2 separate regions of the Homo sapiens genome follow, and region 2 is linked to region 1. The links are chromatin contacts, found by Hi-C or POLR2A ChIA-PET in ENCODE. All regions are on one chromosome and are shown on one strand. Each heading gives the region's core, a stretch centred on a gene start or an enhancer-like site at or near the end of the contact. The rest is flanking DNA. Distances are from core to core; before and after follow the strand shown. Region 1 overlaps SFMBT2 (Scm like with four mbt domains 2). Region 2 overlaps SFMBT2 (Scm like with four mbt domains 2).

Region 1 (6,886 bases), core at 3,433-5,932:
ATAACATAGACGCTCATGGCCCTACCACCTTACTTCAACAGATGCTAACATTCTGCCTTGTTTGATTCGTGTTTTTCAACAATGAAATATGAAACACGAAAGCATTATAGATATAATGAAGACCAAGTCATCCTTAAGTCCTCTGTTTCTCATGCCCCATACCTCATCCATCAGGGAGTCCTGTCCACATTTTCAGAGTCTCACCACTTCTCCTCACAGCCACCTGTTTCAGGCCGCTAGTGAGTCTCACCTGGTTCCTGCAGCAGCCCCTTGTTTAACTCAGGGGTCTCTCAACACTGCAGTCAGATCGATCGTGTTAGAACATAAACCATGGGTCTCTCTGCTCAGACTGTCCAGTGCCTTCCACCCCACCCTGTGTCCAAGTCAAGACTGTGGCAACAGCCTACAGCACCCAGCCGTGCTGACTTCCACTGCCCTGTCCAGCGTCATCTCCCGACTCCCCACTCAGTCTGTCCCAGTCACTCTCATCTCCCTGACGTGGCACCTGCTGTTCCCTCTGTGCAGACACCTGTCACCTGACTCAGTCTTGACTCAAGTGCTAACTGCTTGAAGTCGTCTTTCTGGGCTTCCCTGTTCAATCTCAGTAGCAAACCACCACTCCCAACATTTGCATCTCCTTCCCTGCAGTATATCACAGACCTTATCATATAATACACAAATAAGTCATATATACGTCCCTTGTTTGTCTTGTTTTTCATTCATCTCCCCCACTAAAATGAAAGATCCACAGCAGCAGGGGTGTTTGTCAATCACCCACTAGTCATCCTCAGTAGCTGGAATAGTGGGTGGCACTTGGTAGGTATTTGTTGAGGTTGAATGAATTGAAGCTCTGTCCCCATTCTCTCCCACCCCTAGCCCTTCACCCCTCATCCTCCGCAAGGTGAGCACCCTCCTAAAGATTACATGCTTTTATGACATGACTGCATAGGCTTCTTTGTTTATGCCTTACCAGTATCATTGTTTTTATTACCGTCAAATTAAAATAGACCTTATTTGACTATATACATATATAATGCGCTATGCATATCTTTATGTAACTTTTTATTTATTAACATTTTTCAGATTTTTTTCCATGTTGGGGCATGTAGATTGTTTATTCATTTTGCTTGCTTTACGAATATACTGTAATATTTGAAAATTCCATTTTCTATTGGTGAACATTGAAGGGATTTCCAGGTTTCCCTATTGCAAGTGATCCCCAAATGTACATCCAATGTCCCCAAGTGTAAGAGGTGCTTTCAGGGGATATTCCTAAATGTGGAATTGCTGGAATTCTGTAGATAGTACCAAATACTCTCCACGTTGTGTCAGTTTACATTTCTAACATGGTGTTTGAGCATTCCCATTTTGTGTCACCCTCCCTGTTTTGCGGTATTCCCAGGATTAAGCATGGCCCCTCTGAGGGGAGTGAAGTGGATCTCCTCGTTTCAGTGAGGTGGTCCTGATCACTAGGATGGTTGAGCACTGCATCCTACCCTTACTGGCCATCTGTGGTTTTCTTCTTCGGCCCATTTTCTTTTGATCGTAGAAGTAGTTTATATATTCTAACATGAATTCTTTCTCAGCAATGTGCTTCACACATATGATAACCTAGTCTGGCTTGTTTCTTTGCTTTTTAATGGTTTTTTTTAATGGCATATTGAAGTAGTAAATTGTAATGTAGTCAAACAGCCATCTTTCCCTGTATGCATTGTTTATATACCTTTAGAATTCCTTCCTACTGATGTGTTTTCTTTAAAACTTGCAGTTTTACTTTTCCATGTTTAGCTCTGTAACCTACTTGACATTGATTTTTGTATTGGCATGAGGAAGGAAAACTATCTTATTTTTCTTGCTTGAATTGAATTGAAGTTTTTCATTTCCCCACTTGTCTCTGCATCGTTTGTTGAATGGTCTGCTGTTTCCTCTTTGATTTATAATGCCACCACTGTCATGGATCCATCCCTTTGTGGGTGTGACTCTTAACCCTGTTCTTTTTTATTCTGCCTCTTCAGTCTGTTTGTATAGCCCTGAACAAATTGTTATTACTTTATAATAATATAGTCTTGATATCTATTGTTGAGTCACTTTTTCTTTATTTTTGTTCAAAATTTTTGGTTATTTTTGGCAGGCCATTCTTGTACATTAATTTTAGCATTGGTTTGTAAGGTTCTATAAAGAGTCCCATTGGATTTCGGCATTGTGTTGAATTTATAGACTTAGAAAAATTGATATTTTCTTATATTATCTTTTTATAGCTTGCAATCTTTTCTTGGAATATTTCCTAGGTACCTTATCCTTCTGCTTGCTGTGGTGAATGGGATTTCTTTTCATTTCTTATTGGCTGTCAGCTGGTATAAGAGAGTACCACTAATTTTGTATATTTATGTCATATCTAGCTACCTTTCTAAACTGTCTCAAAAACAGTTTGTGTAAGATATGACTTTTGTGATACTTGACAGTTTGGGAAAACTGTCTTATAAACCTATCTGGAGCTGTTGATGTTGTTGGTGTTTTATTGAGTGTGAATTTATTTCCTTTCGTGGATATAAGTTTAGTCAGGGTAACCATTTGTGAGATAGTTTTGGTAATGTACATGTATTTTACAGTATTGTCTGTTTCAGCTGTATTTTCAGATTTATTGCCACATCAGTTGGTCAGGTCAAGTTTATTTATTGAAGTATTCAGATATTCTATATCCTCACTGTATTTTTATCTGTTGTTCTGTAAATTTCCAAATGGTACTTTAAAATATCATTTTGAGATTGAGGATTTGTTAGCTTCTCTTTGTTTTTGTGATGGATATGTTTGTGCAGGGTGTGTATGTGGGGTGTGTGTGTGTATCTAATATGTGATGTGTATGTGTGGTACGTCTGTGTGGTATGTGTCTGTATGTGTGTGCTGTGTGGTTGCGTGTGTGTGTGTGTGGTATGTAGTGTGTGGTGTGAGTGTGTGTGTTTGAAGTTGTGTTAAGGTGTTCAGATTCAGGATCATTAGACTGGCGGAAGCACTCTTTTTTCCTGATAAGGCATTTTGCATTAAAGTTCATTTCTCTGCCCTCCCTCAAGTTGGTTAGTTTCCTTATGTGGTTTGTGATTGTTGATTATGAACTAATTTCAGTGGTGGTTGTTATTTATGTGGCAGTTCCATGTGCCCTGGATTGAAGTCATCTCTATTTATTTGTTACTGTCTCTATCCATCCACTAGGAAATAAACTTCATAGGGTCAAGGGTATTTTTTTAATCTCTTTTGTTCACTGCTGCATCCCCAGCACCAAAAACAATGTCTGGTCCATGAGGGTGTCCCTGATTATTCAAGGAATGAGTGGCTGAATTTGATATTAATTTCTCAGTCTGTGTCCCACGGAATTGGAAAGCTGGACCCCACATCCGTGTGTGCCACTGGCCTGGGGAAGTGCATGATCTCCTTTTTTCTTCTTCAGAACCCCAGGTAGGTAGCCCATCTCTGCTGCCTCTCTGATCCAGTCAGCTTAGTTTGTCTGGTTCTATTTTCATAGACTGGGCTGCTGCCTGGGGCCAGCTGTAGATAGTAGCCTCGGGTCCTCCTGCTCATCTCCCTTGAACCAGGCTGTTGTCTGCCCTCTGTGAGCTGCTCACTGCTCAGCTCTGGCTTTCAGGGCTCTTTCAGGTTTTGGTTTTTTATTTTTTACTTTTTTTTTGGTGTCTGGAGATTTTCTTCTCTTTTGACTTGGGCTATGTAATTTTTCAAAATTATATTTCATCTGATATCTGTAGGGAGACTGTCAGATCGTCCCGCCCGGCTACTGGACTTGGAAGCAAGTCTCATTTCTAGCTTTCTGATTCATTCTTGAGCAAAACGGTCACTTTTGATTGAAAAGAGTTGGTATAGTAAAACTCTCTAGGTCATTTTTAATATCTGAAAATACTTCTGATTGTTGAAAACTAAGAAGAACCTTTTATGTTATCCTTAAATTCACTTCATTCTTCAGGATCTGTAAGATATTTTTGCCATTGACAGCTGATATTTATATGATGTTAGACCCCATCCTGGGCACATACCTGTGTCCCGTAACATTGTGTTTATAATTCAGAATAACATGTAGAACATTCCCTCAGCAGAGAAGTATATTAAGTGTCATACCATGACCAAGATGAAATACTTCTCAACATAATGTTTTAAAAGATAAGGAAGGCGGTAGGGCTAGTGCTTATATTATTGTCTTCTTTGTTTCTCTTCCTTATTTTCTGTTTGTTTGTTTGTTTTTTTCCTGCACTGTTCCATGAACGTAAAAACACAGAGTAATTCAATTGGGAATGAATGAAAGTGTCACTTTTAAAGACCAGTATCAAGGAAGGCTTGAAACTGAACATCACCCAAGACTGTGGAGGTAGCTAGAAGATTTCAAGAGGGAGGTTGTAGTTTTTTAGCAAACAGCATCGACAAGAACAAATGCTTTAGTCAGTCGCTGATGTTTGCTGTCCTGCCTGTAAGCCTGCAATGTACACAAACTCCTTTGTGAAACAGGTGGAGGCAATGTTGAGAAAGTTGTTTTCTGGAATAGACAGACTGGCTCCTGGGACAGGTTCTGCCAGCTGAGGTCTGTGCAATCTTGCCTCCCTGCCAGGGCCATGGGACATTCATCCCCTGAAGGGTTGCCACAGAGCCCCTGGCTTTAGTGGGTGTTCAAGGAATGTTGGTTGCCTCAAAAACAACAAAAACTTGGGCTTGAAAGGAGAAAGATCAGCTGTCAATTGGAAGAGTAAGGCATTGCAAAAATGCCCCGAAGTGCTGCTCTGTGAGTTGTGAAACTTTCTCAGAAAGGACTGAGAACCTGTTCTTAGAACTTAGGTTCTGTTGCATCAACATTTATGCACATATCTGGGTCCTGGTATTTGCTGACTTTGAAGATGATTGTATCACTTTTCCTTTCCAAGGGAGGTGGAACTGAAAACTAAATAAGCTTGCTATTTACACATGCTCTTCTAACATTTAATAGAGTAAACATTCTCTGGGGTGAGGAAGATCTCTCTATGGAGCTGTTTGCTCTGCAGTAGTGAGATCTTCAGAGCCTTCTTCCCTCACTCTCTGAGTGTCCCTCCATCCTTGCTTTTACCTCACTGTGTTATCGGTGTCAGGCTGTGTGTCTGTTACTCCCAGTAGTCGCTGGAGCCTGAGGATTTTGACACGTTACCAAATTGACATCTACAGTGGTTTTTTAAAGTTCCACTCCCACCACAAACACATAAAAACGCCTGCTTCCTAACAGCCTTTAGAATGGTGGATTCTTAGTGTTGTTTTTCATTCTGCCAGCCAGGTAGATAGCAAACATGGTATTCCTTTGCTATTTTTATTTTTTATTAAGATTGTATATGTATTTTTCGTAGCCACCCAGGATAGAAGAGGAGTTTTTATTCCTGCATGTCTCTTTTGTTAGAGAGAGAATTTTTTTCTGTAAACCCTTCTCCTACCCATCTTAAGCCTCCTGAAAAGGGCATATGGCTACCATGAGCATCTCAAGATGGTCCTGATTCACTTCCTCCAGGAACTGGATAAAGTCAGGATTCTACTGGCAAAGCTGGAGGAAGGCTGAGGGGAGGCAGTCATGGTGTATTTCATGTGCTGAGTGGACTCTGGATTGATCGACCAATGCCTTAATTACCATTTAAAATAGGGCAAAGATTCTGTGTTTTCAAATAATTTTTTATTAATGAAATAATTTTGTGATCATTATTAAAAACTTGGAAAAATACAAAGAGGTCAAAGAAGAAAGTAGCCAAGAGTCCCACCACCCAACAATTATTGTAATATTTATTATTAAGGTTTTTGTACATTTTCTCTGGTCTTCATCTTTGCATATTTTATATGAATCTAATAATTCTGTATATGTTTATAGCAGTCTTTTCATCTAAAGCCATAGCAGTTATTTTTTATGAATTTTTTAAAACTACGTGCCGTTTCATGCCTGTGTGGCATTCTACAGACTTGGAGAAGTCTCATCTCATTTTCTATTACTGCACAGAAGGTTATTTCATTTTTTTTCCTCCAGTGTTACCAGTCATAATGCCGTAAGTGTCTTCATGTATAACACCTTTTTCAGTTTTTAGGGTCATTTTTATGGGATAAGTTCCCAGAAGTGAAATGGTTGCGTCAAAGGGTAGGAGTTTTTTTTTAATGCCAAATAGTTTTTCCAAAGAATTGTCCATTTACACTGCCAATAATGATGTGTGCAAATAGAGCTGTTTTATGTCAATTAGTTTGTATCCGAGGGAAATGGGTCATCAACCTCTTCCCTTTTGGACCTGTAAGGGTTGAAACTTCATTCAGAATAAACACTAATAAAAGCTTAAATAAGTCTAATGGTTGTGGTTCAACAGTCTCTCAGGGAAGCTTGCTGCAAAGTTTAATTGCCTAAGGGGTTTTATTTCCTTTCATTTTCTTCTCCCCTCTGCTGTTTTCCTCCCTCCCTCCAGGTTTAAAATGTGTTTTCCTGGCCACAGTTAAGCCTTAGTACGTCTTGTTCTGTCTTTGTTGATTAATGAGTATAATTGACCCTGTCATCTCTATTATACCATCCACAGCAATTTGTTTTTATGTCGCAGTTATTTTCTGAGCTGTCACAAAACTGCCTTACAAAGACAGCTCATTATCAGCCCAAAGGAAAAGAATTTGAAATGATGAAGTGAGTAAAGGTCCCGAAGAGGAGGAGGAGGAGGGGACAGAGGAGTCTAAGCTGTTGGAATGTCAGGGAAATGAGCAACATTGTTCTAGGGACGGAATAATTAACTGTTGCTTACAACATAGCCAGCAAGACTTGATTTTATCTAGAAATTATCAGATTAGAAATGGCTCTCCATAGACAGAGTGTGGAGGACTGGGTGAATAGATAGAAGGCCTGAATGTACGT
Region 2 (6,944 bases), core at 2,019-4,518, 72 kb before region 1:
CTATCTTCTATCCTGGGGCCCTGCCATCTTTGTCAGGCCTCGTCCTCCTCTGCATTCAGCTGGAGATAGGAAAGAAAGAGCTTGGAGAAAGCACAGCTTCACTTTTCACGGGTGAGAATCAGCCCTGTGGCTTTAACTGAGAGGCAGCAGACCTGGACAATGTGTACCTGGCTGATGAGACCATCAATCTCTGACATGGATTATGTGAACAGATATTGGTCAGTCCACAAATGTTTACACAGCCGCTTCATAACAGTGACAAAGACCGACGTCTTGCTCCAGCATTCAGGCAGGAGAAGGTCCCCCTTCCTTGCAGGAATAAGGTTAGCCCTTTGTTCTATGCAGTTCTTCAACTGATTAGATGAGGTCTATCCACATGACGGAGGGCTGTCCACTTTACTCAGTCTACAATTTCAAATGTTAGCCTCTTTCGGAAACACCCTCGCGGATGCACCCAGAATAATGTTTGGCCAAATATCTGGGCACCTCGTGGTCCAGTCAAGTTGACACATAAAATTAACTGTCATGACCATTGAACTTGAGGATCCTTTCACATGTTTTCTAGCCATTTGGATATCCATTTCTGGGAAGTGCGTAAGTGTCTTTGCTCATTTTTCTTCTTTCTACTGGTCTGTAGTTCTTTATTGATCCGGCATTAGTTATGTGTTGCAGAATCAGTTGATTGTTTACTGTGCAGGCTTCTGTAGTGTGAGAGAGTTCATGTGTAACTGGTAAGTACAGCATTCATGTCTGCATAATGTAAAAGTGGGCCCACTTTCCCGGTAGCTTCCCCAGCACGTTAATGTTTTACATCAAGTAATAGCCGCTGATCACCAGCTACCTTAGCACAGCTGAAATGAGAGAGCTGCAGGGGAGCCAGGACTATCACATTGCCATTCACCTTACATTCTTTCTGTTGGTGACCTTGGGTCATGTGCTTTTTCTTGGAAGTTTTATGTCCCCATCTCCAGCATCCTTGGACATTTGTCCTTGGCCCCATTAATGTAGCATTTTCAACCCTTCCTTATATTTCTCTCCATCAAGTGACCTCCACCTTTCAATTTTTTTTTTAAGGAAAAGGTCTAAATTTATTGTAGTATTTATTAGGTATGTAACATGCCTTTTAATAGGTGCTAAATTTTTGTTGTTGTTTGTTTGTTTTTTGAGATGGGGTCTCTCTCTCCATCGCTCTGGAGAGTGCAGTGGTGCAATTATAGCTCATTGCAGCCTCTACTTCCTGGGCTGAAAATGATCCTATGGCATCAGCCTCTCAAGAAGCTGGGACTAGAGGCGTGTACCACCAGGCCTGGCTAATTTAAAAAAAATGTTTTTATAGAGATGGAGTCTTGCTCTGTTGCCTGGGCTGGTCTCAAACTCCTGGACTGAAGGAGTCCTTCTGCTTCAGCCTCCTGAGTCTCAGGCACTATAGGCACGAGCTGCTGCACCTGGCTTACATGCTAATGTTATGGTGAGGATGTTAGGATTATTACTATTTTTGTAAGTTATGTGGCTTTGAGAATTCTTCCCTAAACCTTAGTTTTAATAAGCTGTCTTATTTTCAGCACTCATATTTGCAAAATGGGACACTTTTCAGGAACAGATATGTGATATTATAGCAGAAATTCTTGCTTTTAATAGTTTGTGGCTTGTAGTTTTCTTTTTAATGACTTCTTAGTGGATGGAAATTCTTAATTTTACTAAGCTGATTTTATTGATCTTTTATGCTTTCTGTGTCTCCAGTAAGAAATCTTTTCCTCTTCCACATGGATAGCAAAAATGTATTCTATATTCTTGTTCTCCAACAGCTTTGTAGTTTTGCCTTTCCCATGTAAGTCCTTAGTTCAACTGGAATTGATTTTCAGGCAGTGCATATAGCAGAAGACTAATTTCTTTTTTCTCCATACGGATAAACCAGTTGTCCTAGAACTATTTATCAGAGAGTCTGTTCTCCCCCTACTGATGTATGGAGCCAGTTCTAACCATTAATTGGATTTGTCTATTTGTTTGACTTCTCTATTTCATTTCACTAGTTTGTCTAGTCTCTTTATCTATACTGTATCTTTAAAGTTGTTTATGTATGACTGCTTTTGTCATCTGTATGGCAGGGTCCCTAGTTTGTTGGTGTTCTTGAAGAGTGTTTTGGCTCTCCTTGGGACACTTTACTTCCATATAATTTTTAGAATTGGGTTATCTAGTTCTACAAAAGAAATCTGTTGGGATTTGGATTGGAATAGGGTCGACTAAATCGTTTTAAGGAAAATGTACATCTTTATAATACTGAGTTCTCTAATCCATGAACATGGTATGTATTTCCTTTGTTTACATCTTCTTTTATGTATTTTTATAAAACATTGTAGTTTTCTGTGTAATAGTTTTCTACCTTTTAGAAGATTTATTCTTATATATTCTATGTGTTTTGAAGCTTATGTAAATGGTATCTTTTAAAATTTATATTTTTCTAAGTGCTGTTTGCATGAATATTTTTGTATCAATAGTGAGACTTAAAGGACATTTTGCCCTAAGGTATGCCATATTTTCTACCCCATGGTTATCAGGGATGCTTTGGCATGAGGATGGTGGCTTGGTAATTTTAGCTGTTTCCTCTCTCCCCATATGCAATGTAAATGACATGCATTTTTAACTTCAGCCAGTATAGTAACACACTTATTGATAATCTAGAAGTTGCTAGCATTGCACAGAGCATCCTGGAGTAGGGACAATGTTTTCTCTTTTCCTCTTTGTCATTTGTCATATCATTTTCTCTTTCCTTCCTCTTTTTTTTCCCCCCTTTTCTTGGCTTCATCTTCTGTATCATTTTTTTTTTAGTTGCTATTTGTGGCATATATTATATTTGTAGATGATTATTATTAATTCTTTTAAAGCATCCTTGATTTGATGAATTATAGATATTATCTGATCCATTGTATCCTACTCTTAGAATACCTGCTTCTTCTGGAAACTCTACAGCGGGGGTTAGCGAACTTTTTCTGTAAAAGGCCACAGAGTAAATATTTTGGGCTTTGTGGGCCATCTGGTTCCTGTTGCCGCTACTCAGTTCACTGTTGTGGCACGAGAGCAGCCGTGAGCAATACATAAATGAATGACGTGGCTGTGCTCCAATAAACTTTATTTACGGACACAAAAATTTGAATTTCATATAATTTTCATATGTCATGAAATATTGACTTTTCCAACCATTTAAAAATGTGAAAAACACTCTTGGCTTCTGAGCCTTGCAAACACAGGCAAGTGCCGGGGGTGGGTGGAGTTTGGCCTGAAAGCCACGCACAGTTCACTGAAGCCTGCCGGAGAGCACTCTGTGTGTGCCTCTAACTGAAGACTGACTCCACACACTTGTCATTGACTGGGGCATGGTTAATGGCTTCTTTTTGACCCCTATGAACATAAATTGAATCTTTGCAACATTAAGGTACAGGTATGGCTTAATGAAAGGCTGCCTTTCTAAGTCAGTTGGAAAACGAGTCCATTTTAAGTTGATCTGAAATACTTAGAGTTTAGTAAATAAATGAGCTATATCAAATATGTGTAACACTGAAGGCTAATTTCTTTCAGACTCTGCTTTGAATCGTGTTCCAGTAATTGGGGCAACCCATAGAGATGGTTTTGTTTTACTTCCCCACACTGTTCCTGCTGTGTTCTGAATGAGGAAAGAGGGATTTGGAAAGGTTAAGTGATTTCACTGGAGTCACAAAACGTGCAGAAATTGGAACATAACCAGTTCAGTCCAGTGCCATTTCTACTTTTGTCGCCTTGCCTCTCCTGCATTCTTCTAGAAAATTTGAGTCTCCCGAAAGGGTAGACCTTTGCTAAGTCAATGGTGCAGTATTGATAAGGCTGCCCCAGACTGCCAGTTAGGTATCTGGTTTTCCCGTTGATTTCACTCTGTCTGGATGATCTTCCTTCCTGGCTAGACAGGGATCAATTTTCCTGTTTCCTTGCATCATGCCTACCATAATGGTGCAATTTATTTTCTTGTTCAATGCTTGCTGAATACTACGCAAGTCAGAGACAGCTTGCTAGGGGGCTGGAGGTGGGCCCAATAAAATATCATCCCTGTTTCTCACAGGAGTTTATAATATAGTGGAGGACCCACAGGTACTTAATTAATGACAGGATACAGGAACTCGGGGAGGGAGACACTGCTGAGTTATTGTTCATGTATGGAAAAAGCTTCTGTAAAAGAACCTAAATATCATTTATAGAATCTAGCACACTGGCTTCAATGCTGATAGCCTGTCATTTAATCATCATGCCAAGTACTTTGCACGTGGAAAGAAGACGATTGCAGGTGATGTCGCCTCCCTAATTGTAGGTTGATCCTTGAAGGTTTATTTTTGAGATTCAGTAATTACCCGAGTAAGCAGCATGGGTAGAATTTTTTTGCAATGCCTTTTTTCACAGTTTTGCTAAAAGAACTTCCACTTTAATACTTTACTAATGAACACAGGCGCTCTTTCTGTAGAAGGAGAGGGACTCTGAGCTAGGAGCTGATGCTCCTGTTGTCACTCCTGAAAAGAAAAGGGAGGAAGATAACTCTGTTGGTCCTCCTGCCATGCTGTTTCTGGAGCCTGTCCTCCCAGGGGTGCAACTGTCCTGTTTCTTCTCACGTAATTAGGAGGTGACTGACATGGAGAGCTGTCTCCTTTAGGCACAGGGTGGGACCTGTCTTATTCCAAATGTAGATTTAGTAGTACTTTGGTACCCGGTGGTGTTTGTCCCTCTTCTCTGTCCAGACAAGAGATTTCCTTCTCCTTTCCTGAATTTGTTTTTGACATGAATCTTTGGAGTTAGAATTTCTCTCTCTGATGGACGGCATCGATAGGATATTTAGGCATAGTTAAATCGTATTCAGTATATTTCATATCTGTAAAGTCTAAGGGCCTGGACAGCCATTCCTCACTGAGCTATTGCTGTTACTCAAATGAGTTTGGGAGTTCTGACACTGATTTGTTAAAGGTCCCTTGGAACATAACCCGTTTGTTAAGTTAGGGACTCCTTGTAACCATATTGAGAAAACCAAGCCCCTTAGTACGTGTATTAGTCCATTTTCACTCTGCTATGAAGAAAGACCCAAGACTGGGTAATTTGTATATAAAAAAAGAGGTTTAATGGACTCACAGTTCCACATGGCTGGGGAGGCCTCACAATCATGGCGGAAGTCAAAGGGGAACAAAGGTATGTCTTGTATGGTGACGGGCAAGAGAGTGTGTGCAGGGGAACTCCCCTTTATGAAACCATCAGATCTGGTGAGACTTACTCCCTGTCACAAGAACAGCATGGGAAAGACCCACCCCACGATTCAGTTACCTCCCAGTGGGTCCCTCCCAAGACACAAGTGAATTGTGGGAGCTACAGTTCAAGATGAGATTTGGGTGGGGACATAGCCAAACCATGTCAGTGAGTGATTTGCTTGGGTTCATTCTGTTTCTCTGCTCCCTGTGCTGAAGACCCATCTCCGTGGCCCACCTCGCCCATGCAGAGAGCACTTCATTTATCGTGGGCTCCTGCCTTTCGGCCAGCACCTTCTGTCGGGTGTCGCAGGATCCTTAGTAACATGCAGGAAGGGAAATGAGAGGAAAGAACAATGAAATAATCTTTGATCTTCTCCACTCCATGTAACCTAACTTTTTATGTGGTCAAGCAAGATAAGCTCCTATCTGGCATAAATATGTGTGACTACATTTATATCCCTGCTTACAAAATCATTCTAAAATGGTAATGAAATATTGCTTCTCCCTTTCTCTTCCGGCAGAAAATATTCTAAAGAAATAAGAATTTTGATGAGGAGTGGTTATTGAAAGGGGCATTTCGGACTGGTTTTAAATCTCAGTAATTTATTTTATTGGGGTTATTGAAATACTGGATATACTGACAGAAATCATCAAGAGCTTATGGTTATTGGATAAGTGAACTCTAGGTTGTGGTTATATTTAGTGTCTAAATAAGGCCCTATTTTATTACACCACCCTTTCTTTCTCTTTTTCTGTCTCTCTGTCTCTCTCTCTCTCTCTTTTTAGTCTCGGATTACCCCATCTTTCCGTGGTGGAAAGAATAATGGTTGCAAAGTGAGTAGGAAATTTATTTCTCTGTACTCATCTGGCATGAATTGTTTGCTCTACATAAATTGATGAATTACTGCTTCTAAGGCTGACATAATAGTTTTTGTTTTGTTAAACAACTATAAATTTCATCTAATACAGTCTTAGTGTTAACAGGAAGAAAACCATAAGTTAATATCTGCTACATTTCATTGCTTAAAAATAATTGCTAGTAGTAAAGCTTCATTTTTCACAAACATAATTTGATCTCAGGTAATTGATAGAAGAAGAATTCAGGGAATTTGTTCAGGGTCTGTTTACAACTGACTTTTTCAAGAACTGCCACATGCAATAATCCAAATGCATTCTGGTTATGAAATAAAGCAGGCAGAACTTACAGTCAGCCTCAGAATGACTTATTGACAGCTACAGGTGCAGCATTTTTTTTTTTTTAACATTGTAACCCTTTTGCAAAGTTTTTATTGAAATGTTTTATGATATAGTGTTTTTGATTTGTCTATTTGAAGAATCATAGAAGACAAAACCTTAGGAACTTTACTTATTCTAAATTTCCTGTTCTGTTATTGATAAGAAAGAAAAAGAGAGAGAGAGTGAGGGAGTCAGTTATTCAAATACACCTCCTTTCATTCCTACTGGTGCTTACAAACCAAATGCAGCTTGTATTTTAGGCGCGGGGACTCCTCAGCTCCACCTAAACTGAGGAGGGAAAGGTATGTCATAATTTTTGTTCTTTCTCAACAGTTTTCCTTTAATAACAACCTGATTTATGATGTTGAATCATGATCCTCGCACTTTGGAATGCTCCTTGTAATCAATCACTTTTACTAGACCTTCTTTCTCATAAAAACAAGAATCAAGCCAGTT

What was found. A loop is a pair of places that touch in the nucleus more often than their neighbours do. ChIA-PET counts read pairs that join two places held with the same protein, here RNA polymerase II (POLR2A). Pooled maps may share reads with other maps.
Region 2: a loop to region 1 is called in a map of aorta, with 2.5 times the contacts of the local background. The contact joins two enhancer-like sites. A Hi-C loop is called at or near these places in 1 of 168 maps with a recorded cell type or tissue (aorta) and 4 of 50 pooled maps. POLR2A ChIA-PET finds 5 or more read pairs at or near these places in 1 of 52 experiments (MCF 10A).

Annotation. Positions count from the first base shown.
Region 1 is chr10:7,231,572-7,238,457 of GRCh38, reverse strand. All of the region lies in intron 9 of SFMBT2 (Scm like with four mbt domains 2), which reads left to right. Among named protein-coding and RNA genes, the nearest start is that of SNORD129, 48 kb to the right of the region's middle. Within about 2 kb of position 4,682, at least 2 of the 41 ENCODE cell types and tissues checked have a DNase peak (open chromatin) inside an H3K27ac peak, as active enhancers do.
Region 2 is chr10:7,302,580-7,309,523 of GRCh38, reverse strand. All of the region lies in intron 4 of SFMBT2 (Scm like with four mbt domains 2), which reads left to right. Among named protein-coding and RNA genes, the nearest start is that of SFMBT2, 100 kb to the left of the region's middle. Within about 2 kb of position 3,268, at least 5 of the 41 ENCODE cell types and tissues checked have a DNase peak (open chromatin) inside an H3K27ac peak, as active enhancers do.